Regions from separate parts of the Mus musculus genome. Here regions 1, 2, 3, 5 and 6 are each linked to region 4. Evidence: chromatin loops called from intact Hi-C (ENCODE). Cell type or tissue: left cerebral cortex. All regions are shown on one strand.

Region 1 (5,000 bases), 260 kb after region 4:
ACGGGCGTTCTCCCATGACAGTATTTTTATCCCTGATGGGGGAGCAGAAAGTGAGCAGACAGTTCAAGCAATGTCACAGGACAACATCCTGGGCAAAGTCAAAACTCTTCAGGTAAGGCAGCTTGAGACTGGAGGATCAGAGCCAGAGGAGCCCAGCCCACCCCCATCCTCTGGGGAGGGAAGTGGAAGAGTCCCTGGCTGGTCCTTGAGTGATGGAGTGGGAGGGTCAAGGGTCACTTCAGGAGAGAAAGCTTTGATTTCTTAGACTTCACTCAGTTCCCCGTTAAAGAGGCATGCTTAGCACTGCTATACTGCCACCCCACCCCTGGCTTGTCCTCTCTCCTCTCCTCCAATTGTTGCTTCCTGTTTGACTGGACATGAGAACAAGTCCCTAAGAGAAGCTACGAGGCTTGTGTGTGAGGAAAGCGTTCCTAACCATTAAGTTAGCTGAGCAGCTGCTATCCTTGCTCACTTCCATCGTGTGAGTCTCCAGCATGAGGTGGGGAGAGGCGAGCCTCTGGTGTGTCTGTAAATGCAGCCCCCCCGGCCACCTTGTCTAGAAGGGACCATACAACCCCTTTCTCCCTGCAATGTGGGCGGTGTCCTCAACTAACATTGACTTAGCTGGTGACTCCCTAACAGTGAAAACGTGGTAAAGCAGTGCTATACCAAACGTGGTTAAAAAAACATTTCCCTCACCAGAAATCAATGCCAGGGCAAGCAACTTCTCTGAGGTGTGGGTGCCTAGAGATGACCTAAACCAGTGGTTCTCAACCCCTTTTGGGGGTTGAAGGACCTTTTCACAGGATTGCATATCAGATATTTACATTGCAATTCATAACAGTAGCAAAATTGCAGTTTTGAAGTAGCAACAAAAATAATTTTTTTTTTTATTTTTGGCTGGGCAACACCATAACCAGAGAGAGGAACTGTATTATGGGAATCACCGCATTAGGAAGGCTGAGAACCCTGCTGGAGACTTTGAACAGAGGGGCTCTGAGTTACCCTGTCTCAGCTGACTGTGTCTACAATAGTGAATGTCTGAGAAGGGAAAAAAAAAAAGCAAAATAAAGAAACAATGAGAACTGAGTGATACAAAGGAGCATCCCACGCAACAGTAACTTCCATCCTCTCCACCTGTACTTGTTTCTGCTGGGCACAAGCTGTGTATTTTATGACCTGCCATCATACACTCAGTGCAAGGTGATGTATGCAAAACCAGGAAGGAGCCAACACCCTGGAGCCACACCCAAGCTTGCCTAGATCTTTATGCCTGCAGTCACCACTGACAGAGACCAGGTCTCTGCTGGCACAGCCAGCCCAGTCTGGCTTGTAGTGCCAACACTTAGAGCCCGGATTCCTTCTTTTTGTTCCTGCTGGCTGTGGTCTTGGACTTTGAGACTGGAAGAAGCAAGCTGTCACTTTTCACACAGGTTGAAGAGAGAGGACAGTAGTAGTCAGGGAAGCATTACCCCATTTCCCTCTTGCAGGCTTTTGATTACCGCTAGGTTCGGAGCCCCTGGCCTCTCACGCCCCTTTACTAAAGAGAATGTTGTGCAGAATTCAGCCCATGAAATACTGTATTTTTATAGGGCGTCAAGAAATTCTTTGAAGGGTGGATACTGGCCTGTTGCCTTCAGTGATACCTGCTCTGTAACATTTACCACATACCACTGCCACTTTAAAAAGTGGGTTTTAAGTGTTGTACAGTGCATGTAATGGCGCAGTATTGAAAAAAATAGAAACCCAATAAAATATATGAGTGACTGACTTCTTTTAACATGACCTATGGTTTTTTGGTTTTGGGGGTTTTTTTGGTTGGTTTTTTTTTTTTTTTTTTTTTTTTTTTTTTTTTGGTTTTGGTTTGGTTTGGTTTAGTTTGGTTTTTTGATACAGGGTTTTTCTGTGTAGCCCTGGCTGTCCTGGAACTCACTCTGTAGACCAGGCTGGTCTTGAACTCAGAAATCCCCTGCCTCTGCCTTCCAAGTGCCTGGATTAAAGGCATGCGCCACCCCTACCTGGGCGACCCTATGGTTTTAAGTAATCTGACCTCATTAATTGATAAAATGTAAAGCCATCAACTTTCCTGAAGTGACAATTTGATTAACACAAGAAGGAGGGGTGGGTGAACAGATCAAAATGACTAGTGTGCAGCCCCAGTCACATGAGGTCTGCCTAATTTTTCTTTTGTCCCAGGACTCAGGAGCCTCCTTTGATCTCTGTGGTGGTGACTTTGGAAATATTAAGGGCATTGCTCTTCAAGGTGGGGGAGTGGGGACCATGGTCAGAGCAAATGGGATTTTTTTTTTAAGTGACCTAAAGCCTTAACTGAATCACTCCCCAAAGACTATGCTTTCTTTTTCAGTCGACTAAGCAGTATGTTCCTGGTAAGTCCCCCAAACGTAGTGCCCTCATACACTTGCATGAGTGCTTCGCATTTCCCATGACAGCGGTGTGCGGATGGTGATGCTCTGCGATAAGCATACTCGTAGACTCCAGCATGGAATGAGAGTTTAGCTGTGTCAGAGGCATGTGTGTTTTATGTCTGGAATTGTCATTGTGTATGTCTTTGATGGTTTTTTTGTTTGTTTGTTTGTTTTAAAAGAAAGGGATGGATAATGTCTCTTTGACAGTGAACGTCCTAGCTAGGTGATTAGCCACAGTTATCTAAATAGTCTCTTATAATGAAATTCTCTAGAATATCATTTAACAACAACAGCAACAACAAATATTATTTAAGAAACTATCTGACCAACGTTCATTTAGAACTCATGAGTGGAAAGGTATTTGCTCTTGGAGAGATCACCCCCTAGTGCCCGCTTGTGTCATAGCATCTGGGGCTGTCCCGGAGCCCAGACAGGAGGCAGCCTGGCTTCACTGATGGAAAAATGGCATACAGCACAGTGAACCTGCCCTGTCTTGAGTAATATCACTATATCCTGGGCAACATTCCTGTGGAGAACCACTGATCCTCCTTAAAAGAACAAGCTCATGTTTTTCTGGGTAGGAAAATGTGCCATGAGAGCAAATTTTAGAGAGCACGTAGTTACAGGGACTAAAACAGTAGTGTCCTTTTTGAGGACCTGGTACCTGAGCCATTTGGTCCTCAGCCGGTAGGATGGATACCATTTGAATGGATGAGAGAGCACAGAAAAACTGAAGAGTCTGAGTCAGGCCTCTGCCTCCGCGTGGTCATATGACCTTGGGCCAAGTACTTTTTAATCTGGGTGACTCTCGCCTTCCCCACTTGAGCAATACAGGGGTGCGTGTGATGGGCAAACCTGAAGGCTCCTCCAGGTCTTCAAGTCTCAAGTCTGTATGTAATCAACTGCTCGCTGCTGCCCAGGGCGACTGTACAAGCTTTGCACTTGTGCTGCAGTGACCTTGGCATTACCTATATAGTTACCCTGGAAACACAGATAAGGTCAGGCCCAGCTGAGAGGTGTGTACCCACTGCTGATGAGACTAGGGGTAGCCCATTCTGAGCCTGCAGGTGATTTATACAATTGTATTGCACTTTAGTCGGGAAATGGCTATGTCATTTGTACCACAGGTTATTTGGCATAGGTGGGGGCTGGGGTGGGGTCCCCCATTCTTAGTAGCCTCATATCTCCCACTGAACTGATTTCACTTGAGAATTCCAAAATCATACATTTGAGGATCTTTTTTTTTTTTTTTCATCTAATACAGCTGTCAAGGGCAGAAAGAATAAACACCCATTCTTGGCCAAGTCTTCCTAGAACAAGTATCTAAATCCGTATGCTCTTTTTATTTTCTTTGAGAAAAGGATTCACTTCTGAGATGGAAGGGTCTGCAGTTTGCTCAAAAGGACAGCACTTTTTTTCCCCTCTGTGGTTCGCGCTTACAGGCATGGTTTGGGAGGTGGGGAAATGGCTGCAGAAGAAAAGAATCTGATCAATTCTAAACACTGGCAGTGCAGAGAGCTGCAGGATACAATGTGCTTGGCACTTCCACACCACAGCATCCAGCCTCATAAATATGGATGTGCGTTCCTGCCGCGTCACTCTCGAGCATTCCATACTACAAAATGGTCCAAATGAAATGGACAAAATATAGTTCATTTCTGCTCACATTCCAGCTGCAACAGTAGCTCCATTCATAGCCACTAGCAGCACACGGAACGATTTCCACTCTCCTCTCCCGCTATAGCTGCGATGTGTGCACAGACAGAGCTTGCAGGGGAGATAAACTCCAGGGCCAGCTTATAACAGCCGGATTTTTCAGTCGTTGCTCACCTCTACTGTGGGTCATTCCGTGACGATGTCCTGAGCAACTGAAGGCAGTAAAAATAATTTATCCACATATGACACCTCACCTCAACTTACCAGATGGATTTGAGCAGTGATCTCTTAGTTGCCAATACATCTTACAGAATGTCACAGTAACCCAATCTCCTTTGAGTCACCTAAAGGAGGCATTTGGAGAAGGGCATGTGGCAGGATGTGAGAGACGGGTCCTTGACCACCAGAGGCCCAACCACGTAGAGTACTGGGCTCCAAGCCCTGCCCCAACCTTGGCCCACCAGCTCTTACCTAAAAACCTCAGGACAGAGACCAGCCCTGTTCCCAGTCTCTTTCACTGCTGCTCAAAGTTCATCTCCCTCTGGTCCCCAGCCCGAGTCTGTATCCCGTGGGGAATTTCAAGTTGGCCTTTACACTAAAGAGCACCTTGCCATTCTCATTAGCCTCGGCATTGTTTACGAACACAGCAGCAGCCGGTGCTCTCCTTCCCGCTCCCTTCCCCTCATCTGTGCCCCGGGTCCCCAGCTGCAGAACCCACTGTCCTGGGATCCACTCCACCCTCTTCTTTGCTCCACGTTTGCTGTTGCTGTCACATCTCCTTATCTTCCTTTTCATCCTTTCACTGTCATCTTTTAACATCCCTCTGCCCGTTTCCCAGAGTGAGTCTGTGCACTGCCCCCTCCCTGCCCCCACCCACACCACCCGTCCTTACCCCATCTACCATCTGTTCTTTGCTTG
Region 2 (5,000 bases), 59 kb before region 4:
GTGAAATCTCCAGAAAACCACAGTAAGAGTTGTCACACAGGTCCTCACTGCTCTGCAAGACATGCTTTCTGAAGCAGGGAACAATTCTCTACTGGGAAAACAAGGGTCATCTCTCATGAGGTGGATATATTATTAGTTCCACCAGTTCCCCGGTGCAGTTTTAGAAACAACCTGTTGAAGTATGAAAATGGAATAGAAAAGTCGACCAGGTTCAGGAAACACACATAATTTCAAGAATGGATAGTTCAGACTCCCCCCCCATCATTTACTTTCAAGACATCATTTTGGTATCTCTTCTGCAACTCACTTCCCTAGCCACATAGGAGTTCTTTATGTCTACCAAATACATAATGAAGGATTTGATCTGCCTCATAGATAGGTTGACACATCACACTAACTGGTCAGTAACATTGAATTCCTAGTGCATGTCACTCTCACTTGGGGATAGCTCTTAGGAATACTCAGTATACCCAGGGAATCTTTCCTTTCAGCAGAGCTTGTATCAACACACTTTATTATTCAATTTTATATAAAGGAAGAAGTGGCCTGAAGTAAGATGTTTTTATCTCTCATTAATTCAGCCAATATCCACAATCATCAACACTATAGCATCACCAATCATCATTACTCCAATCTACAAATCCTTTCTCAGCACCCTCAGGCTGAAGGCAGAACTACAGAATCCACGGACACTCCTGGATCACTCAGTGTCCCATTGCTGGGAAGAGACACCGTGACCACAGCAACTCTCATAAAGGAAGACATTTAGCTGGAACTTGCTTACAGGTTGAGAGGTTTAGCCCATCGCCATCATGTCTGGGCATCATTTTGAAGTGATGTGTGTAGAGATTTAAAACCCAACTGAGGGCATGAGCAGATGAGTATAGATATAATATAATTTAATATAAATATTATATAATCATTATTATTATTGCTGTTCAGTTATCCAAACAGAAATATCAGAGGCAGAGAAGTGGATACAAAAATCTGGAGTTCAGGAGTTCAGAAGAGTCTAGCCTTCTGGAATACCACTCACTTCTCAACTGTGAGGAGAGCTGTAACATAGGTACAGGGGGTTGGGGGGAAGAACAAAATGGAAGACCAAATGACAACAAAAACACCCAAATGGAATTGTCAGCTAAGATGTCCAAGGCAAACATTCTGGAGCTCAGGAGGAAACACCAGGGAAGTCTATCCAAATATATAGAACTAGATCCTGTGAGAGTCATCTCAAGTAACCCCGACTAGAAGCTGATCATTGTAGCAACAAACATGTCCCTATTCATTATTTCTCCTAGGTCTCCCAAAATTTTATCTTAAGATAAACGGTGCAAATACTGTGCACAGCTCATCTGTCATATTCTTAAGAAATTCATGCCGAGCGGTGGTGGTGCACACCTTTAATCCCAGCACTTGGGAGGAAGAGGCAGGTGGATTTCTGAGTTCGAGGCCAGCTTGGTCTACAAAGTGAGCTCCAGGACAGCCAGGGCTACACAGAGAAACCCTGTCTCGAAAAACAAAACAACAACAACAACAAAAAATTCATCCTATGTGCCTAGTCCTGCAGTGACTTGATGTCACAGGGTGGGTTGGTATCCAAGAAGGTCTCCACCCCACCCCTTCTCAGAAGAGAAGGGAAGCAGAGAATGAGGGAGAGGCTGGGAAGGAGGGTGAGAATTGGAAGGAGGGGTAGGCTAAGATCCACATGCAAAGTAAATAAATAAATGGAAAAAAAACAGCAAAGAAAAAAAGAAGAAAGAAAACCATCCTGGTAGAGTATGTTATCCTAACTTCGCAATCACCTTTTCTAGTCCTACCTCATTGCGAACTCCTTCAGTATAAAAAAATTGAATGGCTTTTTTTAATTTTTATTTTTTAACCTGGAAATCAAAATTTGCAGCACTCAATCCCTGCCAGGGATGCGGCCTAAATGAATCACTTGTCTTATAGCTCGAACTCTCGGCATCATTTATGTTTCTCACACTGAAACAAGCAAGCATCACCTTTAAAACAAAGATTCTATTTCAGTATCTGATGTGAGGTGGCATGGGTGAAGTTTCTAAAAAAACACCCAAGAAGAAGGTCTGTGCAGTCAGGGTAGAGTATGAAGTGGGTAAATGACCAAAGCTGTTTATGGGAATTAAGTGTCCAGAACTTAAGGGTACTAGTGACATCTATCCCAGAGAATCTGACTTAACTCACTAAAGTTCTTCCAAGAATCTAGTTAGCAGGGTTTTACATATGCACAGGAGAGAACATTTAATGCGCTCTCAAATGAGTTGCTACAAATATTAGAATGGGTACGTCTACAAAAAGGAAACATCACCATTATCAACTCCTCAAATCAGCCTATGCTAACAGTTCTCAACATTCCTAATGCTGCAACCTTTTAATACCTTTCCTCATGTTGCAGTGGGTCCCAACTATTAAATTATTTAATTTCTACTTTAAAACTGTAATTTTGCTACTGTTATCAATTGTAATGCAAATATCTGATATATTGGATATCTGCTATATGACCACTATGAAGGAAGGGGTCGTTTGACCCGCAGGTTGAGAATCACTGGCCTATGTGCTTGCAAGCCCCGCCCCTGTCTTTTCCACGCCCACAGTCCGCCTCTGCCCCATCCATCAAAGCGCTGTTCCGCCTCCTCCAAGTCCATTGGCCAATCTGTTTTTCCTCTACTGTCTCCATTTCCGGCTCCACAGGGTCAACTTCCGGTGCAGAGAGACACGTGACCGGATACGGGAAGTGGCGGGTTCTGGCCGCTGCTTTTCCCTGTTCAATGAAAAGTGCTTCAAAGCTGCTATTGCTGCCGGCGCCCTTCCTGAGTCCGTCTTGGAGCACCAACCTCGGCCGGCCGGCTGGCCTCGCGGTAAGCTTCCGGCCGGGGACCTGCGGTCTTGGAGGTGGTAGCCTAAGTGGAGGCAGTGTTGCATCCGCGCCGGGTCGGCCACTCCCCAGTGACCCGGCCCACCCACCCTGCTCCACTTCGGGGCTGCAGAACCCGGGCTGCGTCCTTCCTTAGCCGGTGCTGTCCGGGGCTCTGGGAAAAGGCGGAGCCGGGAGGCAGCCAAGTCTCTGTCCACAGTTCCGCCCATCCGGGACAGATTTCATTTTTGTCCTACTAGCGTGGCCTGGAAGAGAAAGACGTGACCTGGGCTTCTGCTGGTCCGAATCAATATAACATGTCCTTATAAATCTTCTAAGTGCATTGCCCAGCCTCTGAACAGTTTTTTTTTCTGGATGACATGTCTCCGAGTTGAGATGTCACTGCAGTACATGGGCCCAACCCACTAAGGCACTAGCATGGACACACAGTGTAACGATGGCCCTATTAAGCTGAAGGAAGTATGTATGTACACAATGAACCGAGGTTAGCTGCCTCTGTAACGGGCAGCCTTGAGGTTTTAGAAGGCGAAGATCTAAAGAGAACCCAGAATATGGGCGTGGTTTTTAGACCTGGGAAATAGTTGTGAAGGCCACTATTAATAATACTGGCATAATGTAAAGTTCAGTATAAACACTGGAGAATTCATCTCTAGATCCAAAGAAGACTGACTATCACAATGCTACGTCAACCCGTTCATGTCTTAAAGATTCTCCATTATACCCCAGAGTGCTGCCTGGCACTTAGTGAATAGCAATATTTATATTAGCAATATAATATAGCAATATAGTAGCAATGCTTATGTCTAATTCCTTCATGAGTTATGACCAGCCCTCTGCTGTTTTTACCGTTTACCATGTACTATGGTGAATATTGGCCATTGCTAATGGTTCTTTTGGCCAGCTTTTACTATTGCAATCAAGCAGGTTACGCCAAGAGCTTGTTAGTGAGTACCCAACACACAAACCTGTGATAGAGCACCCCTCCTCCTCCTACTACTCAAGAGATGGCTGTGGAGATCTAGGAGATGACACTCATGTCCCCATTAGATAGCAAGCATTTGCCTCGTAAATACAGTAAGGGCTCTATACATTTACATGAAAAGAGCCGTGTGGATTGAGACTTTCATTGAGTCAACTAAATACAAATGGAGAAATGTAGGTTTGAATAAGGAAAAGATAGTGGTATGCCCTGCATGGGAAAGTGCTTAAGCAAAGAAAGAACAGAGTGTTCTGAGTGCAAGGCATGTCTTGAGAAAGCTGGGTTGCTGTTGACCAGGTGTGTGGTAGAATGAGAACTGCTTTAAAGTTATTTACTAGTTTTTCAGGGAACTTGTAGAAGCCTAAAGAAAAAAGAAAGAGATAACGGGTGCTATTACTTAAAGGCAGTAAGTCTTGGTGGCTGTGTTGGCAGCAAGTTGTGGGGGAGAGGGATAGGATATGTAGATGAAGAAGTTACAGGATATGCTCACAGATTTCACGTTGGCATGGAGGAAGCAATCAATTACAGTAGAGTTTGAATCTGGGTATTCTCTTACAGATGCGAAAGTTGGAAAGAGGTAACTCTGAGGGAGCGATCCCTGGTCTGTTATTGAGTGGGACAGTATTCCCTAAAATGTTTACTGAGTGTGCACTGTGTGCCTCTCGGCAAATGCTAGGAATATAAAGATGGATAAGATAAGGTTCTTGCCAACAGAGAACTACTTTTCGGAGTAGTAGAGGCTAGACGGCGCTAGCTATAAAACACAGGTTGGAAGAGCTGTAGTCAGCAGAGGTAAGATGGGGACAGAAGAGGAGTTTTTCTAGGAGAGAAGGCTTCAAAGAAGAGGCAGTGTGTTATCAGAATCCTTGAGGGCAAGTTGGAATTTGCAGTGACAAGAATTTGAGAAAAAGGGAAACAGTGAACAAAGCCCAGAGACAGTTTCCATAGCGTAAGATGGAGTAGAGCTTTAATGTCACATCCGGGCCCTAGGACATATTAAGGGGCATTGTACTGGCTGGGTTTGGGTGTCATCTTGACACAGGCTGGAGTTATCACAGAGAAAGGAGCTTCAGTTGGGGAAATGCCTCCGTGAGATCCAGCTGTAAGGCATTTTCTCAATTAGTGATC
Region 3 (5,000 bases), 360 kb after region 4:
AAAACTAATTCTACTAAAGATAAAGAAGTCTCTCTAATTTAAAATGTTGCATTGCCCGGATTTATACTGAGATCTAAGCAAATCTTAATGGCATTCTTATGTTGCTAGGTAGCATGTTTGTTCCCAAGAAACTAGCTTATCACTGCTATTCAAAAGAAAAATACAATCCCAGCAGGGGTGGCACACGGCTTTAATCCTAGAGTTTGGGAGGCAGAGGCGGGTGGATTTCTGAGCACAAGGCCAGCCTGGTCTACAGAGTGAGTTCCAGGAAAGCTAGGGCTACACAGAGAAACCCTGTCTCAATAAACAAAAACAACAACAACAAAAAAAGAAACAAACAAACAAAAAGAGAAAAAGAAAAAAACAAAACAACCCACAGTCATATTTTCAACACTAGTCTCCTACCAAAGGCTTGCTTGGTTTAGTTAAGTTATCCTAATAAAGTCAATCTCTTTTGGTAGACTAGTCTTGCTATGTTTGCCAGGGCTGATATTATGAACTCTACTATAAAATACAATCCATTCACTAACACATCTTATCTTTATTGTCCTTACCTTATCTAATCTTATAGCTTTCTCATATAAAAGCAAGTATAGGGTTGGTCAGTGGTGGCGCACGCCTTTAATCCCAGCACTGGGGAGGCAGAGGCAGGCGGATTTCTGAGTTCAAGGCCAACTCAGTTCCAGGACAGCCAGTCACAGAGAAACTGTCTCAAAAAAACAAACAAAACAAAAAAAGTAAGTATAGGAAACATAATAACATAGTGACAAGTCACTAAGAATAAGTTGTAGTTTGTTTGTTTATCGAGACAGGGCCTCATTGTAGCTATGGCAGGCCTAGGATTTGCTATGTAGCCTCAAAAGCTCCAGATCAGTTTGCCTCTGCAGACCTCTCCAGTGCTTTGAGCTAGTCACTGCACCCAGCAAGTTGTAACTAATTTAAAAAACAAAACAAAACAACAAAAAACATAGTCCCCTACACCATATACATACACACATTCTCAAAACAATTTTTTTGGGGGGAGGGGGGTTCAAGACAGGGTTTCTCTGTATATATAGCCCGGGCTGTCCTGTAACTCACTCTTTAGACCTGGTTGGCCTCAGAACTCAGAAATCCACCTGCCCCTGCCTTCCAGTTGCTGGGATTAAAGGCATGCGCCACCACAGGGTGGCCCCAGATGCTTTTTTTTAAATAAATGTATGCGGAGTATGTAGAATGTCAAATAAGACTCTGCAAAAGGACAACTTCTAGGCTAAGTCTGGTAAGAATAATCATTAGTGATGCATGTAGCACCCACATTGATAAAAAGGGTTACTGCCCAGCTCTGGTCTAGACATTGTTGCTACTGTATTGTAAAACTCCGTGATAGAATAGTTTTTGAAGAGAGACAAAACCCTAGTTTGTATTATTTCCATAATACTGTCAGTGAAGTCAAGAAACAAATTATGGAGGCAAAGGTCTTTTTTTCTTTGTTTGCCCCAAAGGCATCTCCCAATTTCTCATAGCTATAACTACTTTTAAACTCACGATCTCCAAACCTCTAACTGCTTTCAGGCTGACAAATCTGCTCAGTAGCTCTGCCCTTGCAAACAAAGCTCTTGCAAGCAGGAGGCCCCGTGCAAAACAACAACAAATAGAAAAACCTTCAAGTGTTGCAGGACCTTCAGCACCACCACCCTACAGAAGCTTATCTCTAGAACAGTTCTAGTTTCAAGGAGATCTGAACGGTCCCTTCCCAACCTGGCTAGTGAAAGCAAACTCCAGAGTAACTAACCCGCGACGAGAGATGCACATTCTTGGGAGCTAACCTGTAAAGAGCACTCGGGAGCAACGCGACAGCCTAAGTTAAAGTCTATGCAGGCAAAGTGTACCCCACCCCCACTTGGTCAATATCCTGAGTAGGTACTTGACTTGATTCTCGAGATTCACCCTCCTAGCCCTGATCCCCCCTTCCCAGTCATGATCCACCCTCATTGTCTTGCGTTCCCCGTAGCACAGAGCTGGGAAGCGGCTCGTGGAACTGTGCAAATACTTGCCATTCCACCCCCACCCCTCCATCCTGTTGCTCACCGGTGCTGTAGCCCCACGAGTCCCAGAGTGATCACATGCGGCACATCTAGCTGCGTGGGCCAGTCTCCAGAAGCGATGCACCCAAACACACCACATTCCTCGCGGATCCCCAACTCCTCCAGCTCCATGGCGCCTCGGAAAGCACGTGGAGGGACCTGCTGCCGCGGCGTGGTCCAAGCACCAACCAGCTGTCCGCTCCGCTATCGAACGCCTCAAGAGGCTCGCGCTACTGACTGCCTCCTTCCCGGGCGGGCTAGGTTCTCGCTACTGCGGCGGCGCGCTTCATAGAAGGGGCGTGACCAGTTCTGCCTCCCGCTCTCCGCCAATCAGCTAGGGCAAAGAGAGGGGCGGGGCTACGGAGTCAAAGAGGTGGGGAGGAGGCCGAGGTCAGGATCGCTACTTTCTCTGCACGTGGGAGGCTCCGTTATTTTCCCGCGCCCAAGGAGTAGGTGATGAGAGTGGCGCAGCTGATCGCGTGGGTCCCTCAGAAAACCTGAGCCGTTCGTGCCCCCTGGTCTCACGCCGTCCCCCGGCCGTCAGGACTTGGTCCGCTCCAACCCAGAAACCTCTCCGGCCAGCGGGGGCCTTGCAGCATGCGCGCCACTTTTTGGCTGCCTGCGGGGAGGGGCCGCCCGGAAGCGGGGTCGCGTCAGCGCGCCTGCGCGGCGGGAAGCCTGGGGACACGACTCCAGCCCCAAGCACAGCCAGCCCGGTACTTCGGGTTCGCCGGTGGGCTGTGGGGCTAGGGCGTGTCCTTGATATTGCACCTCCCTTTCCCGCCCTCTGATCCTGTGGTCGCCCTTGTTTTCCAGAACACTGCCCTTTTTTCCCGCGCGGTCTGCTCCTCTAGTTCACCTCGGATAATGGCGACAGCCGTAGGTGAGTAACTTGCTTTCGGACCCTAGGGTCCCCCAGCCCTCCGTCAGAGAGCTAGCAGGCTTGACGCATACACGTGCGGCCCCGAGGTCGGATGCAGGCCTTCCGACAAAGTGCCTGATCGGGTTCCCCAAGACGGCGCCTGGGGCCCGGAGCCTGCACACATGGTCCAGGCGCTGGAAGACGTGCGTTAAACTCTTAAGCACCCAGAGCCTATTTAAATAGCCAAAAGAAGGCCCCGGGACGGGAAGGAAAGTAGCAGAGTGGGAAAGTACTCTGAAGGTGAAATGGCCAGAAACTAACCAAGTGCCTAGAAACCTTGTAATAAGCAGATAAACAACCAAGAAAATCTATCAGGGTTTTTGTTTATTCTGGTAAAGTTAATATGCCAATAATCTCCTTTACTGCAAGTTTCGTAGTTTAAAGTGTTTGAAAACAGGTCCAAAATTTTTTGATCAGATGCTTCTTTGCAATCCCTGGAATTTGGGATTGTGGGCGTGGGCTAGTAACACCCTTAGGATATGGGTGTGGAGAGTGCAAAGTTACTTTATCCACTAACAAAACACTGTCTTGGAACAACACAAGTTTCTAGATTAATAAGGAAGCAGATCCTGTGGGCACTCCAACATTCTTTCCCACCTATGAAAACCACCCTGAAGTTTATAGGTAGTACAGCTCCATAAAATTGGGAATTAGGGCCAGACTTTTTCTGAGACAATCCACAGCGCCAGTACTTCTAAACTAGTAAAAATCTTAGAATCTAACCTCTTCCCCACATCTGATGTGGCCCTGTGCTGACAAGGGTCCGAAGAAGGTGTTCATATCTATAGTTTAATTTTGAATGGCTGTAAACTACCCTATAGATTCTGGGAACTGGACCTGGGTGCACTGTAAAACATCGGAGTGTTCTTAATTGCTGAGCAATCTCTCTGGCTTCTATTTTACTTTGTTGGTTTTGTATCCGTGGTTGTGTGCACTTGAGTACAGATGCACAGAAGCCAGGGCCTGTCTTGAAGCAGGAGTACACATGAGCCACCCAGTGTAACTGCTGTGAACTGAATTTGGATCAAGTATTGACTAAAACTCGTGTCTCCCATATTAAATCAGTATCTTGTGTCTGTTGCTCTTTAGTATTTAGCAGCCCAATGGTTCTTGGGTTAAATCTACATAGCTAATGAGTTAGTAATGAACTAGATAGAAGGCAACAGTGGGTCAGGCTGAGTATAGAGATTTTCAAGAGGACACAAACATTAAGGAAGTTAGAGTTCCAGAAAGGAAATTTACAGCTCAAAACTGGAGTTAGACCATGAGGGGCTTTTTAAACTTTGTTAATTCTTCTAAACATTAAGTTAGGAAGATGGCTATATTCATCTTTTACCTCACTGAACTATAGTGGAAATATTAGACAAGTTATTTATCACCAATGTCAACCAGAATCAAATTTAGCGTAGTTGAGGGAAAAAAATTACATTTATTTAGTGCTAATTAGAATTGTAATCTTAGATACCCAAAGGCAAGTAGGTTGGAATAGTGTATTTAGGGTTTTTTGTTGTTGTTGTTGTTTGTTTGTTTTGTTTGTTTGTTTTCAAGACAGGGTTTCTCTGTATAGCCCTGGCTGTCCTGGAACTCACTTTATAGACCAGGCTGGCCTTGAACTCAGAAATCCACTTGCCTCTGCCTCCTGAGTGCTGGGATTAAAGCTGTGAGCCACCATGCTCGGCGGGTTGTTTTTTCTTTAAAGGTTTATTTAATATATATATCAGTACACTGTAGCTGTCTTCAGACACACCAGAGGAGGGCATCAGATCTCATTACAGATGGTTGTGAGCCACCATGTGGTTGCTGGGATTTGAACTCAGAACCTCTGGAGGAGTAGTCAGTGCTCTTAACCGCTGAGCCATCTCTCCAGCCCCAGTGTATTTAGTTTTTACAAGATGCCCTTTTTATGGTTTTAAACAAGAAAGCTTCATAACAAATCATTCACAGCAGTATAGTTAATATTACCAAAAATTGGGATTTCTGATGAGAAGAAAACTATCTCTGGGTAGTTTGGG
Region 4 (5,000 bases):
TATAATTTTGGGAACTGGAGTGTGGGCGGGAAAGCCTGAAGTTACAGGTTTTACCTCAAAGGACATTTGGAAAGTCCTGAAGGCACTGTGACTATAGCAACCATCTGAGGTGGAAGCTGCCAGGAAGGGTGCTAAACATTCCACAATACTCAGGACAACTCCTCTCAAAAAGGATTGTCTGTCCAGGTGTTAGAGGTGGTGAGCCTGAGAAAGCCTGATCTCCTCATTTAAAATATATCCACTACATTCTTTTCACCTGCAAGCTCATGGCATTAACTTTCCATCACTGTGACAAAGTACTTTAAATTATCAGATTAAAACGGCAAAAACACTTTGGGTGTGTGTGGGGGGAGGTTGCTTCTGGCTTCCATCTATGGTTGGTTGGCTCTGTTGCTTTTGGACCTGTGACCAAGCAGAACAATCATGGCAGGCCTAGTTTCCTTCCACTAAACTACTTCTTAAAGGATCTGCTGCCTCCCAGCAGTGCCATGCTGAAGACCAGGCCATAGCCCACAGGCCTTTGGAGGACATTTGGCTTAGTTACCTTTCTGTTGCTGTACTAAGACACCACGACCAAGACAACTTGGACCAAGACAACTTGAGAGAGTTAGGGTCCATAACTGTGATGGTTTGTATATGCTTGGCCTTGGGAGTGGCACTATTAGGAAGTGTGGCCTTGTTGGAGTAGGTGTGTCACTGTGGGTGTGGGCTTTAAGACCCTCACCCTAACTGCCTGGAAGCCAGTATTCTGCTAGCAGTCTTCAGATGAAGATGTAGACCACTCAGCAACTCCTGTACCATGCCTGTCTGGATGCTGCCATGTTCCCACCTTGATGTTCCCACCTTGATGATAATGGACAGAACTTCTAAAACTATAAGCCAGCTCCAATTAAATGTTGTCCTTATAAGAGTTGCCTTGGTCATGGTCTCTGTTCATAGCAGTAAAACCCTAACTAAGACAATACCCATCATGTCAGGGAGTGTTTCAGCAGGCAGGCAGTCAGGCAGGGGTGGTACTGGATTAGCAGCTGAGAGCTTTTTTTTGTTGTTGTTGTTGTTGTTTTCAAGACAGGGTTTCTCTGTGTAGCCCTGGCTGTCCTGGAACTCACTTTGTAGACCAGGCTGGCCTCGAGCTCAGAAATCTGCCAGCCTCTGCCTCCCGAATGCTGGGATTAAAGGTATGTGCCACTACCACCTGGCGAGAGCTCACATCTTGATCTACAAGCTCCAAAAAGATAGAGCTAACTGGGAATGGCATGGGTTTTGAAACCTCAAAACCTGCCTCTGTTATAGGTCTGAGGTGGTTCGGAGATTCGCCAGTCTGACCATTAGTAAGTTTTAACAAAGAAGCTACTTTCATATACAGACACCAGTTCAACACCCAGATTGGGAACTCCTGAGTGCAGCACAGCCCCCAGCCACCTCAGTGGGGGACTTACACAGGCAAAGAGCACAAAGTCATCTCATGTAAAACAAGCTTTTGTTTACGAAGCAGAAACAGTAGTTTTGTTAAAGTTGTGCAAAACCAGGCAATTTTAAAATCTAACCCATTGGAAGTCCATTTTTGGTTTCTGCTTCTCTCAAGCAGTTTTAAAGTGAGCCATCAATATAATGTTAGCCATCACATCCCCAGTGACACACTTTTCCCAACAAGGTCACACCTCCTAATCCTTCCCAGACAGTTCCACCAACTAGGGGTCATGCTATTCAAGTATATGAGGCTATAGGGGCCAATCTCCTTCAGACCACCACATTTCAGATCTAAACTACAGCATCAGTTTTCAGTGAAAGCAACTCTTTTACCTTTACATCTGGCTTTCTTCCTCCTTACAATCAGGACCCCACCAGCCTCTAGGCAAACCTCATTCTAAGTGTTTCAGGAACTCCTGTTGGTGCTGATATTAAGTCTACAAAGCTCACTTTCTGTGGTGAGGGCATCTGTTTTCCTCCATGCCTCCACAGCCATGCAATTTGCTTAAAGCGCTAGGACTTGGGTGGGAAGCAGCAGCATTCTGCATTCTCATCTTTCAAGTTTTGTGTGCCAGGATCCCTGACCTTAGGCCTCGGAGGTCAGCAGTGACCCTGACTCTGGGTTATCAATGCCACTTGGAACAAAGGCTAACTGTAGCTTTCAATCCCATGTACCCCGTTGTATTTCTTCACTGAGTTTTGTTCTAACATTTAGTTGGTGTGTGTTTGGGGTAAGGGGGGCCACCAATGTTATCTATCTTCACTAGATGGCTATGCACAGCCAATTTCTGATATTTATGACTTTTTTTAAAAAAGATATTTGTCTTTACATAAACATATGCTTACTTGTATATGTGCAAGATGGTATAAAAATCTCTACAGGATTCATTAGCTCCTTAAAACTTCCAATTAAAAACGGACAAAGCACACAAAATGGAGACTGAGACGTGAAAACAAAGAATGAATCGGCACAGAGCAATTCACATCCCAACATACAGTTCCGTGCTGAGCAGTGGACAAAGTACATAGTCAGAGGAAAGGCCGGCTTGGTAAGGAATATAAGCAGAAACAAACAACAAAAGAAAACAAAACACGCACAAACAAAAACTCAACTCTTAACCATCTAGAAAGTTTTTAGGAGAGTGGTGGACTCTGGGGATTTGACCATGATCTTTGTAACCATGAGCAAGCTATTGTAAGCAATTCATTTCAATTTAACATTTACAAATACTGTGACAGATGCTAGAGAAATACAGTTGAATAAAAGAATATCTGATTCAAGGAGCCCACAATTGGAAGCAGCAGGGAGAAACGTAAACAAGTAGGTTTTGATGGTCGGATTCTATTCTGGGGGTTTACATGGGTACGGGGCAATAACTGTTATCAAGTGGTAGCCAGGAGAAGCTGCAAGGACAGTGACATCCAGGGGGAAGACAGGGCGATCAGCAGAAATTCACCTGTGAAAGGTCATTGGGGGTTAGCTGATGGTTACCGCCAGCGGCCAGTTGGCAAGGTCCTCGGGCACCGCAGAGGTTCGGGCTCCCCGCCAGGGGGCGCCGTAGCCCCGGCATCGGCCGGCCGTTACGTTTCCGGGCACCGAGGGCCGAAAGCCGCCATCTCCGGGCGGCCGGCGCGCGCGCCGCCACTGTGGGCCGCTCCGGTCCGTTACCGGGGCAACGGCGGCGCTCCCTCCTTGTGGGCCGCGACCGTCTCTCTCCGCGCCATTTTCAAACCGCGCTCGTGCCGGAGCCATTGGCCGCAGCAGGACGAGCCAGCGGGGACAGCGGGTCCGGAGGGCGATGTACCTCGGGACGGAGCGGCGGTGAGGCGCACCCGGGGGAGGCCGCGGGGGCTGGGCCGGGTCGCGGGGCCTCCGGGGCGGTCCCCACCCCCACCCCCGAGCGAGGGCGGGAGCCCGGGCGCTGCCGGGAGGAAGTGCGGGAGGGCGGCGCGGGGACCGTCCCACAGTCCGTCGGTCCGTCCGTCCGTCCGTGCGGCCCGGGGCCGACCCGAGGAGAACTGCCGTTCCACCCTCCGGCCTGAGCCGGGGAAGGACTGCTTGGCCGCTCCGGCCCGTGCCCTTTGCGGTGCCCGCACTCTGGTGTTGGTTTTTTTAAACGCTACTGTATCCGCAGGTTGCATATTTCTGAGAAAGTAAGAGGTGCCCGCTTTGAGACAACAACGCCCCAGGGTTTAGTGGACAGCTAGTTGTAACTGCGGAACCTACCCTTTTCGGCTGTTTTGATTTAAAGCTTGTGATCTGGAATATAGGGGAAACCCTAATATGTACATATCACCCCCCAGCCTGGAGGACTTTACTTATTATGGCCCATGGTCTTTTGATTCGTATTCTCATTCTGCCTTCATGAAGGATGGAGAAAGATGGTTTCCTGGTACCCGGAGTTGGCAGCTGTCAAGGAGGGGGCATAGTTCTTGGAGTTTGCCCCGCTAATTTATCTTGTCAGATGTTTTTCTTGTGAGCACAGGAGTTTCTGTAAAACACCTCCGGCATCAATCAAGTCCTTTTGTGGAGGGACCTAGAAAGCCCTAGGGGAAGCCTCTAAAAGAAGATCCTAGATTTGTTAACGGGGATAACCAAGAAGAAACACTAATTTAGAAGTAGCCCTGTGGTTGGGGAAGCTATTTTCTTGGGACAGCCTTCTTGGCTTTATGCTTTAAATAGGAACGGTGACATTGGTACTCGATCCCACAATGGGTGTTTGGAGCATCAGGTTTTGCATGTATTCATTTATGTGCACTTATAATTTTTACTAGTGGTGAAGGACATAATTTTTATTTGATTTAGAAACATGAGTTCTATGACTACAATTTTTTGGCAAAGGTTAGAAATGGTCTCTGCATAACTCAATTTTAGGGCAGATTGGTAGAGATAATAAATAATCATAGGTGTTTGAGAAGACAAGTATAACAGCTGGAGGTATTGCCCAGTAAAGAGTGCTCTCCTACCATGTCATAGGCTCAGTGCTTAACCCTGGATACGGTAAACAAACAAGCATAGAAATAGACAAGCATAAAAATGTATACTGAGCTACTTACATGTGTGTTACTTAAAAAAAAAAAAAAAAGGAAGTAAGATTGGGCCTGGTGGTACACATCTGTAGTCCTAGCACTCAAAGGCACAGGCAGAAGAAAAAGATGGGGCTGTCTGGCCAATAATATGAGTTCTAGACCAGTCAGGATGGTATATTTCAAAATAATGAAAAGAACCAATATGGGAGTGAAATTTACACGGTGAAATGCACCTTCAGTGTGCCTTTAAGCACTTTCCATGAATGTCTGTGCCTGGGTAACTTACCCCAGGCAGTCCTCTATCACTTTGGGAAAAAAGATCTATCCTTTCCAGAGACTCTCCAGAGGCCCGTGAAACTGTTTCTAGCCCGCGTAGGATAGCTTGTTCATCCCCTTTCCAGCTCTGTACAGTTACAGGTGAAGCTGCTGGAGTCTCCCTGTGCATATTCCTGTCCGTTTTCTTTTGTAAAGCTGTAGGAATAGAATTATGGTGTTATCAG
Region 5 (5,000 bases), 270 kb after region 4:
GCAGGCGCTGGAGAGGAGGCTTTGGGAGGAGAGCCTCAGACAGGAGCTGCTGGAAGAGGAGGAGGAGGGGGAGGAGGAAGAAGAGGTGAAGGAGGAGGGGGAGGAGGGCGAAGAGGTGGGCCTGCAGCCACGGGCAGGGAAGGTACCTCCAGAGGAAGGGCACCAGTCTGGTCCGGAGGAACAGCGCTGTACAGAGCAAGAGCTGGGGGGAGCCGACGATCCCGCCCGCCTGGAGGCAGAAGAGCGCAGGCGTGAGCAGGAAGAGGCCGAGAGGCAGGCGGAGAAACTGAGGCAGCGCGAGGCTGAGAGGCAAGAGGAGGAACAGAAGCAGCGCGAGGCCGAGAGGCAAGAGGAGGAAGCGAGACAATGCGAGGCCGAGAGGCAGGCGGAGAAACTGAGGCAGCGCGAGGCCGAGAGGCAGGAGGAGGAAGCAAGACAACGCGAGGCCGAGAGGCAGGCGGAGAAACTGAGGCAGCGCGAGGCCGAGAGGCAGGAGGAGGAACTGAGGCAACGGGAGGAGGCTGAGAGGCAGGAGAAACTGAGGCAGCGCGATGCTGAAAGCCAAGAGGAGGAACTAAGGCAGCGCGAGGCGGAGAGGCAGCGCGCTCAGGAGGAGGACGCCAAGGGGATGCTGCAAGAGGAGGAGGAGGAGGCCAAGCGCATAGAAGAGCTGAAAGGAAAGGAGACACCAGAGCCGCTGGTGGAGGAAGGTCCGCAGAGTCCAGAAGGAGAGAGCCAGCCTTGGCTAACGGACGATGCTGACCAGCGAAGCCCACTGCAGCGGGACCTTGAGAAGCCAGGGGAACGGGAACGAGAAGACCTGGAATCCGCAGGGCAGAGAGAGATCGCGGAGGAGCCTAGAGGAGAGGGCGAGCCGGCCGAGCAGAGCGGAGACTTGGACGCGCACTGCGGTGGTGTGGACGGGGAAGGGAAAGAAACCGCTCAGACAGACAGTCCCCAGCCGCAGGAGAGACAGATGGAAGGAACACCGGCCCCGGAGGAGAATGAAGCTACTGCGGCAGACATAGACCGGAAGGTGGAGGAGCTCCGGTGGCAGGAGGTGGACGAGCGGCAGACCATGCCCCGGCCCTACACATTCCAGGTTTCCTCTGGGAGTAGGCAGATTCTCTTCCCCAAAGTCAACCTGAGCCCGGTAACACCCGCTAAGGACGCGAGCTTGGCCCCAGCGGCCCAGGAACCGCCCGCGCCCCGCGGTGCCGCCTCACACGCCCTGCCATCAGCGCTGAGCATCCCACACACGGCCATTTTGGTCACCGGAGCGCAGCTCTGCGGCCCGGCGGTCAACTTGAGCCAGATCAAGGACACAGCATGTAAGTCCCTCCTGGGGCTGTCAGAAGAAAAGCGCCCTATGGACGTCCCCACTGTGGAGTCCAGGGCCGGCAGTGGGAAGTCCAGGCCTGCCCCAGAGTCACCAAGCAATGCGGCCGCGCTAGCCGAGTGGGCTTCCATTCGATCCAGAATCCTGAAGAACTCGGAGGGCGACCAACGTGGCGACAGAGAGCCGGCCAGAGCCGGGGACGAGCCAGTGCCTCGAGCGCGGTGCGATTCCCGAGGGAACGTGCGCAGGACGCCGCCAGTCAACGCCAAGTTCTCCATCATGCCTGCCTGGCAAAAGTTTTCGGACAGCGGCGCAGAGACCTTCAGACAAAGCCTGGACGGGGAGAGCGGAAGGAAAAAGCCGGGGCTAGCACCCAGCGAAGAAACAGCACCCCAGCCTCATGCAGCGGCTCAGCAAGAGGTAAGCCAGGAGCCACCAGACACCACAGACGGATGCAAATTTGCCAAAGACCTTCCATCTTTCCTCGTTCCAGGCCTGCCTTCTCCGCAGAAAGCTGCGTCCCGCACGGAGTCCACGACCACTTTGGACAGCGAGACCACGAGTGACGTGGGAAACCCAGACCCTGCGATGCCAGGAGGCGAGGAAAAGGCCTCGCCCTTTGGAATAAAATTGAGAAGGACCAACTATTCCTTGCGCTTCCACTGTGACCAACAGGCCGAACAGAAGAAGAAAAAGAGGCACAGCAGCACAGGAGACAGTGTGGGTGGGGCCACCCCCGCAACTGGGAGTGTCTCTGGAGAGAGCGAGCCTGAAGCCACGTTCCTCAAGCATGGCCCATCCCTTCCCCAGGAGAGAAAGCCAGCCCTATCCCCTCGGAAGGACTCTGCTGAAAGCCATTCTAGCGGTCACTATGTTGCTGTGGCCCAGTCTGGTCTACCACCGGCCAGTGGCCAGACCCCAGCTCCAGAGCAAGACAGGGCAGTAAGCAAAATGCCATCCATGCAGAAGCCGGCCCTGGCTCCCAAGCCTGCCAGCCAGACCCCACCTTCATCCCCACTCTCCAAACTGAGCAGACCCCACTTAGTGGAGCTTCTTGCTAGGCGAGCTGGGAAGCTCGACTCCGAGCCCAGTGAGACTGCCAAGGAGAGCAGTGATAACCAGCCACCCTCACCATCACTGCCCGAGGAGCTGAAGGGGCAGAAGAGGGATGAGAAAGATGTGCCAGAAAAGAAGCCTGCTTCCCCACCTCTGCCAGCGGGCCAGCAAGAGAGACCTTCGCTAATTCCTGAAACAGGTAGAAAAGGTGTGTGGCTGGGGGTTGGATGTGGCTTCATTCGATGGGGAGGGAATTGAGAGGGAGCCCACGGGAAACTGGTTCTGGGAACACCTCAGTTAGGAACAGGTTTGCCCCCAAATCAGTCCCTTTACATTTTATACATTATTTGAATTGGAATGTGGTCCCAGTTAAACGCAGATATTGTTAGCCAGTCTGTAGAGATGATCAAAAGTAGAATTTCCTTGACCAGTGTCTGCCCTTCAGTCTGGGTAGTAGAGGCAGGAAGGTAGAGTTCCAAGCTCTGCTGTGCTAGGTTAAATGCAACTTAACATCCCTTTCCGCATACTGCAGACTTTCCATACAGAAACGTCAGAGCCGGCTGCCTCTTTCTTCATATTGAACATTTGAAGCAGCTAAATTGGCTTTCGTGCCTTTTAAGAATGCTCACCTAATCTTCCCAGAGACAAAGTTTGGATGGTGGCCAGGAAATTTCTCCTTTGAAGTGTTTAGGTGTGGGGTGGTTTCTGCTTCCTTGGGAAGTGTTAGTTTGTTTACTTACCTTCATGAAAGCCCCTCAAGTCCCGCTGTGCCGCGTTTGTGCTCGAGTGTGCTATTGCCAGAAACCATAGGTGGATGTGGTTACATTTCTGCAGTGTCAGAACTGATCAAATAACAATAAAGTCACAAGAGACATCAGTTTTGGTGCTAGCCATTGCCAAGTTGTCTCTACTTTCCTTGGGTTGGCCATTGGCAAACCAAGATCTCTTATTCCAATCCTAATTACTGATGTTAAATCTCATATCGCAGATTACACGTCATAAAGTAAATACATGCACATGTGTGCATGCACCTGTGCTATGGAGTACCTATAAAATGTTAACTCTCAACAGTGTTCCCGGAATCCTGAGAGGACTTACTGGAGGCAGAGAGCCAACACAGAGATACAGAGTAACCAGATAAGAAAACAAGAAGAAAGCCAGTAGGAGGGGCCAAAGAGATGGCTCTGTAGTTCAGAGAACTTGTTGCTCTTATAGAGGACCATGGTTGGATTCTCAGCATGGCACCTCACACCTCTTTGTAACTCCAGTTCCAGGAGATCCATCACCCTTTTCTGGCCTTCATGAACTACTACTACTACTACACACACACACACACACACACACACACACACACACACAGGACTACTGCCAAGGGAGCAGGGTTTCAGTTAACGAAGCCTCAGATCTTAGAGCTGAGTCCAGCTGCAGAAACAGCTGTAGGTGAAGAATCACAGAGCCATGGGAGGGCTTCGGCATCTTTATGGGGGACAGGTGAGCAGGCTGGGTCCTTCTTCCATGTGATCCGTTCTATAAATCCTCAGGCTTAGTCTTTTCTAAGCTGATTTTAACAATGCCCATATGTTCCTAATCTACTGGTTGATCGATTTCCAGGCGGTTCGTTTTGCTTTTAGGAAAAAGTGTATCTGTCTGCCTCTTGGGTAGTGCTGAACCAGGGATGTCTAAATGTGTGCGTAGGATGCAGGACTATCTTACCTCTGCATTTGCACTCAAAATGGAGTCACCTAGGGCAAGCCACAGACTGAGAGCAACTACAGTAATGATATGGAGTAACTTAGGTATGGCATAGCAGGGTCTCAACAAGTCTTTCCCGGTTTTATTTTTACTTTTTAGCAGGTTGTTGTTGTTGTTGTTCTTACCTGGTCAGCCAGTCAGCCACGCATTCATAAGTATGGGCTCCAGCAGCCCAAGGCCATTCTTTAGTTCTGACAAAGTGTGCTTCTTGGGCTGTGGCAGGCTGGCACTCCAGTTGAATCCAGGTACCTTTCTCTTTAGCACCTTTCTTCTCCACTTCATCCATTTCAGGAAGCCATCTCTAATCTTAGGATGCTTAATGTACCCAACATGCAGATTCATTCTCTTGACAAGAACTTTGCCCTTGCCGGGAGCTGGTGGCACACAGGAGGCAGAGACTGGTGGATCTCTGAGTTCAAGACCAGCCTGGTATACAAACTAAGTTCTAGGACAGCCAGGGCGGCACAGAGAAACCATGTCTTGAAAAAAGAAACCAAAAAAAAAAAAAAAAAAAAAATCTTGTCCTTGATTTTTACCAGTTTACACCAGTACCAACAGTATGCTGGGTAACAGCGTAGACTCTTCTAGTTTCGCTATGGTAACATTTATGAGGTGTGACTTTTTAACATTATCTGTCCTCTTAATGTCTACTGTATTGCCGCAGACCCTCTGGATCCCTGTGTCTGCGTGGAACAGGTCTCTGGGGCAGGTGGGCAAAGCGTCGGATGAATTGACAGACAGATGCACACAGGAGAGGTTGTGTTGAATCTGAATGTATTTTTCAGGTCGAGCATCAGATTTTTTATAGTACAGAGAATACAAGGGGTTGCAAATCACATCAGGCAAGGTACAT
Region 6 (5,000 bases), 69 kb after region 4:
TAGATTTACATAACTTTTCTTTTTATTTTGGGCTTTGCCTTAAACCAAATGTTCTGTTGTCAGGTACATAGACTTTCAATATTGCTATGTACCTTTTTCAGACTTATTTATTTATTTTACGTATATGAGTGCTCTATCTGCATGTACACCTGCATGCCAGGAGAGGAAATTGGATCCTATTACAGAGGGCTGTGAGCCACCATGTGATTGCTGGGAATTGAACTCAGGACCTCTGGAAGGACTCTGGAAGGGCAGCCAGTGCCTTAACCGTTGAGCCATCTCCCCAGCCCTGCTATGTGCTTCTGTTTGCAATTTTTATCACGTGGTATATTTTACCCTGAAATCCCTATAATCAGATATCAATGATACATCTTAACGCTGTCTTCTTCGAAAACAGCTTTATCTGGAGATCTACAGCGATGGCTCGGTTAGGAAACCACTTATCATGCAAGCATGGGGACCTAGGTTGGGATCCGTGGAATCTCACAACAGTGCCGATGATGGCCCATGCCTGTAACTCCAGCTCTGGGTGGACAGAGAAGGAGCTTGACCCCTGGAGCTTGCAGCCACACAGTCTAGTTGAGCTGATCAACCCCAGGTTCAGTGAGAGACTGTCTCAAAATATAACGTGGAGAAAGATTGAGGAAGATACCCAATGTCTACCCTTGGTACCTCCACATACACAGGTGCATACATGCATGTGAACCCGCACTTATATGTGCACACATGAACACATACAAATACACACAAAAAGATTTTAAAATATCTTTAAGAACTTTATTGATCAGTGACTGACAAACCATATAATTCACCATTATAGTGTGTGATTCAACGGTATCTCAGTAGACCCATAGTTGTGGAACAAATTCCACAATTACATAAACGTCCTCATCATTCCAAATATCCATGCCCTGTTTTCTCTCAGCTCACCTTCCTCACGTGACCTGTGGCTGTTTCAGGAGACTCGCCTATCTGCATACTCGGTATAAGGAGATCTTGCCTTATGTGGTCTTTTATGTCTGGTTTCTTTCTCTTACTGTAATGTTCTCAAGGTTCAGCCCTAATACATACAAGGCTCATGTATGTGTTAATTAGCACTTCATTCCTTCTATTGCAAAAAAAAAAATGTCATTATATCCCTATATAGCTAGCTTGAATATAGCTTTTCCCTTCCATACCTTCACTGTGAAGTTTTTTTTTTCCCTAAGACTCTGATCGATTTAGGTCTTACCTTTATGCTTAACATGTATTTTGAGTTTATTCTTATATAATTCTTTTGTATATATCCCGTTGCCCTTCTATATTTTGTTGGTATGAACTATGGACCAGTACGCTTGAGAAGTCGGAAGAAAGATATTCTGTCACCTGTCACCTTTCCAGCAGGACAGCTTACTATAGAGCCACGTTGAAAGCTTCCATTAGTCTGCAGCCACACCCCCTCAATGGGCAGGATCTGGTCTGAAAGTTCCGTTATTCTAGGGTAAACTTAATAGCTCCATGCTGACTATCCGGTGGACTGAGCTGTTATCGATACGATGTGATAGTCAAAAGCCAAGGCAAATAGCTCAAAAGATAATCAAAGTTTCCTATTAGCTTCCGATTTGAGGTATGATGCATAAAGTCTGGCACTAGAATATTCTAATATGAGCATCAACTCTCTAGATGATTTAATGGCGTATAAGTTGCCATATTTGTCTTACAAAATGAAAAGTCAGTAGAACCCACACTATGTGAATTTGAATTACTATAGAGTGATTCTTGTGCAGTTGGCACAGAGTCAAGAGTATAGTGTGCCAAGAAAAAGATCCCTGTTGTATACTCTGCCCAGATTTCATTTTGAGCTTCTAAAAATTTCTATTGCTACTAAACCAAAGTTAAAGGAACCTTTAACTTAATTCTCTAAAACTCATTATTATTCTTATTTTGAGGAATAGTTTAGGATATATGTAAGCAATGATCAATGAAACAATACACTAATCCCAGCATTTGAGAGGCAGAGGCATATGTATCTCTGTAAGTTCGAGGCCAGCCTGGTCTACAGAATGAGTTTCAGGGCAGCCAGGGCTACACAGAGAAATCCTGTCTGGAAAAACAAAACAAAACAAAACAAAACAAAACAAAACAAAACCAACAAAAACCCAAAACAACAACAACAACAACAAGTTATCCAGAAAAGCCCAGTTAACTAATCCGCTATGCACTGGAACTATCCCGTATCAGTTCTGAATCACGCTTGCCATCAGCATTGAAATTAGTGGTCCTGTTTTGGACACTGGGACCTTTGATTCGTTATAGAGTATATGTTACAGTTGGTTTTCTGCGTCTTTTGTCACAGAAGATTTTTGCTTTAGTAATAAATAAGACGCCTAGATTTTGGTATCTTTGTATTTGCAGCATCAAAAGGCCCGGTAGACTTGAGTTCCAACGCTTCTATTGAAATAGCCATGACAGGAAGTATGGAGCTAAGTCTCATTGCTTCTGACTAACCCACAAAAGGACAAGATAATCTTTCTAAGATATCGAAGTCAATATTTAATTTCATTATGAGTGAGGACAATAATGACCGATGTCACTGTGTTCAAATGCACTGGAACTCAGCAATACAATCGCTAGCTTTTTATATCTCTGGAGGGACATCTTTCCATTTGTGCGACTCAGGAGTCCCAGATCCATTCTGATAGCTTGGACCATGCAGGGTGAAACCTCTTTATGGTCCAGGTCACTCGAGTTACTGTTTTATGCTGGTACCCGGGACCCGGACTACTTCCAGAGAAGGTGGTGACTGACAGTCTTGGATTCTTGCCCCTTGCAAGGTGCGCCTCGACCCTCGCCTTCAGCCTTAGATCTGGCCATTCCTGCAGCGGTGGAGAGGGCACTGGTAAGTCCCACACGGTGTCCTGGGCTAACTCCTGCTTTCGAGTCAGCCCGGGTGCAAAGTGTCCGGCATGCACCAACGGAGCTCGGCGGGCAGCGCGGCGGTGTCCGGGCGGGGCGGGCGAGGGTCCGAGCGGCCAAGGCAAGCGCGGGCGGAGCATGTGACCACGGCGCGCGGGGCTGGGCGCGCAGTGCCGCGCGGTGGTGGCGGCGGGGAGAGCAATGGAGGCCGCGGGCGCTTGAGAGCCGGCCGCGCTGCTGGGGCTGCTGCTGCTGCGGAGGCTCGGCGGGCTGGGACGTTCCCGGGGCGCGCGGCTCTCGCCAATCCCTCTCTCCACGGCGGCGCCCTGCGAAACCGCAGGTGAGCTCTCCTCCGGCGACGGAGGAGAACAGACAATGGGCAGCGGGTGGCTTCTCTCTCTGGCGGGGCCCGAGCGAGACTCCTACCTTGCCCCGGGCGTGGGCTAGCACGGCCGGCGGAGGTCTTTGGGGCGACGACCCCATGCGCGGCGCAGCCCCTCTCTTCTGGATCTGTGCGGGGCGTGCTCATTCGTGGGTCCCTGGGAGGAACCTGCGAGCGGACTGCACCCCGGGAACTTGCCGAGAGCGTGGGACTCGCTCAGCCCCGCGCTCCTTCCCGCGCCTTGTCCGGTTCCCGGGTCCCCAGCGCAGAGCGGGACCTCGCTAACCAGGAGCTGAGACGCGGACACGCTCAGCCGGGTCCCCAGGCTGCATGGCTTTGTTTAACCTCTGCCGAGAGCCGATGCGCACAAACTCTTGTTGCCCCAGTTCTGATGAGCTACCAGTTTGATGGCAGAGGCGAACAAAGGTTTCCCTCCCAGGGCTGGAGCCGGGCACCGCACGCCGCCGGGGCGTGAAATGGGCTCGCCTTATCTTCTTCCATCGCGGCTGTTTCCCTGCAGCTATAACCGCCCTTTCTTGCAGAGCTCTGTGGTGGCGAGATTGGACCTCTAACCCCTTGGATGCAGTGGGTGGGGTACTATGGCTTTAAAAAAAAGAACCGAGTATCAGCCAAGAACAGACATTTGAATTTTATGTTAGATGTTTGCACACTCTCAATGGCTTTCCGAATTGTGGATTTCAAGGGGGAAATGTATATGTGAAGACATTGATTCAGTGTAGGGGGAGGGTGGAGAAAACCTAGTAACTGTGACCATGTGTTGTGAAATTTTAATATGGTTTTACGAATACAGGCCGGGAAACTGATCTGGCACTGGGTGTAGGTGAGGGTGTGTGTGTGTGTGTGTGTGTGTGTGTGTGTGTGTGTGTGATGGGGAGGTGGCAGCAGTGGCAGGGGAGTGGTTAGAATACAAAGGATACGGCAGTTTTAGTAAAAGGTTTTAGTAGATATCCCGTGGCAAATAAGCAATTAATTAAACTGTCAGTTAAATCAATGTTCCCCCGTAAAAATTACCTCCAGTAGTTGTTGAATTATATAATAAGATGGCTAGCGGTCATTTGGCATTGTCTGTGATTCGGGTATCTGAATACAGTGATCGATTTTGAGTAATTTTTAAAGAGTCGACAAAAGGAAGGCACCTTGGCCACCACCTTTATTGCTTGGCTTTTTTTTTCCCCCAGAGAAAACTGCCTATAAGAAAAAAGAAATTCAAGGCCAATTTTAAAAAGAAACATTTGAAAATGTATCTTGAATTGGTTATATGGTTGCATTATGCTAACTCATAAATGTGTGTGGGTGAGGGGTGGGGTCCTGCAATAAAACCTTATTATTTTTTTTTACTATTGTTTACTTAAATTTTACTCCAAAGTTTTTGTTTAGAGTCACCTGTGACAATTGAGAGACTTTCAAGACTTTTCAATATAAACAGAGCACTGAATTTGGAGCCAGGAAGGTAATAGTGCTGACATTAGAGTTAGGTAAAAACAAAACTATATGGTTCTTCATAATCTACAAACACTGTAACAGCAGAAGTTATTACTGCTAGGCGGAAAGCTGCATTTTATGTTTTCTTATTATGCAATTTTGTAGCAATTTTTGTCCGTTTTATGTATGTTTCTATGTGTACTACTCATGTGCGTGTATCGTGTATGTGTGCATGCACCCATCCGTTCACACACGTGTAGCTTCTGGAGGCTAACGGTCT

The links. Peaks named below come from ENCODE experiments on the same cell type or tissue, not always from the same donor. Only the 100,000 strongest peaks of a DNase experiment are listed, where the experiment ranks them.
Region 1: a loop joins it to region 4, with 5 times the contacts of the local background. A loop is called at or near these places in 29 of 42 quality-filtered maps.
Region 2: it touches region 4 in a loop (4-fold over the local background); 5 of 42 quality-filtered maps call a loop at or near these places.
Region 3: it touches region 4 in a loop (7-fold over the local background); 5 of 42 quality-filtered maps call a loop at or near these places.
Region 5: it touches region 4 in a loop (5-fold over the local background); 25 of 42 quality-filtered maps call a loop at or near these places.
Region 6: a loop joins it to region 4, with 7 times the contacts of the local background. A loop is called at or near these places in 4 of 42 quality-filtered maps.

The regions. Positions count from the first base shown.
Region 1 is chr5:76,840,812-76,845,811 of GRCm38, forward strand. It overlaps Cracd (capping protein inhibiting regulator of actin), which reads left to right. Exons shown (of 9, transcript NM_001163793.1): 2 at 1-112. Among named protein-coding and RNA genes, the nearest start is that of Cracd, 2.7 kb to the left of the region's middle. In left cerebral cortex, a CTCF peak has its summit at 2,820 (motif pointing left); DNase peaks (open chromatin) are centred at 2,831 and 4,027.
Region 2 is chr5:76,526,587-76,531,586 of GRCm38, forward strand. It overlaps Exoc1 (exocyst complex component 1), which reads left to right and starts at 2,725. Exons shown (of 19, transcript NM_001289770.1): 1 at 2,725-2,876. In left cerebral cortex, no CTCF peak of the experiment used is centred here; a DNase peak (open chromatin) is centred at 2,685; H3K4me3 peaks cover 1,497 bases; H3K27ac peaks cover 592 bases.
Region 3 is chr5:76,948,887-76,953,886 of GRCm38, forward strand. It overlaps Ppat (phosphoribosyl pyrophosphate amidotransferase), which reads right to left and starts at 2,692. Exons shown (of 11, transcript NM_172146.2): 1 at 2,071-2,692. The coding sequence starts at 2,198. It overlaps Paics (phosphoribosylaminoimidazole carboxylase, phosphoribosylaminoribosylaminoimidazole, succinocarboxamide synthetase), which reads left to right and starts at 2,416. Exons shown (of 9, transcript NM_025939.3): 1 at 2,416-2,949. The coding sequence starts at 2,934. It overlaps LOC115486295 (a long non-coding RNA gene), which reads right to left and starts at 2,064. Exons shown (of 2, transcript XR_003955939.1): 1 at 1-2,064. In left cerebral cortex, no CTCF peak of the experiment used is centred here; DNase peaks (open chromatin) are centred at 2,362 and 2,741; H3K4me3 peaks cover 3,095 bases; H3K27ac peaks cover 1,611 bases.
Region 4 is chr5:76,585,633-76,590,632 of GRCm38, forward strand. It overlaps Cep135 (centrosomal protein 135), which reads left to right and starts at 3,067. Exons shown (of 26, transcript NM_199032.3): 1 at 3,067-3,292. In left cerebral cortex, a CTCF peak has its summit at 3,012 (motif pointing right); DNase peaks (open chromatin) are centred at 3,106, 3,410 and 3,838; H3K4me3 peaks cover 1,853 bases; H3K27ac peaks cover 1,147 bases.
Region 5 is chr5:76,856,552-76,861,551 of GRCm38, forward strand. Cracd (capping protein inhibiting regulator of actin) reads left to right here. Exons shown (of 9, transcript NM_001163793.1): 6 at 1-2,594. Among named protein-coding and RNA genes, the nearest start is that of Cracd, 18 kb to the left of the region's middle. In left cerebral cortex, no CTCF peak of the experiment used is centred here; a DNase peak (open chromatin) is centred at 2,013; H3K4me3 peaks cover 1,013 bases.
Region 6 is chr5:76,654,619-76,659,618 of GRCm38, forward strand. It overlaps a transcript of Cracd not described here. Among named protein-coding and RNA genes, the nearest start is that of Cep135, 68 kb to the left of the region's middle. In left cerebral cortex, a CTCF peak has its summit at 3,083; DNase peaks (open chromatin) are centred at 1,785, 3,072, 3,767 and 4,032; H3K4me3 peaks cover 2,260 bases; H3K27ac peaks cover 1,303 bases.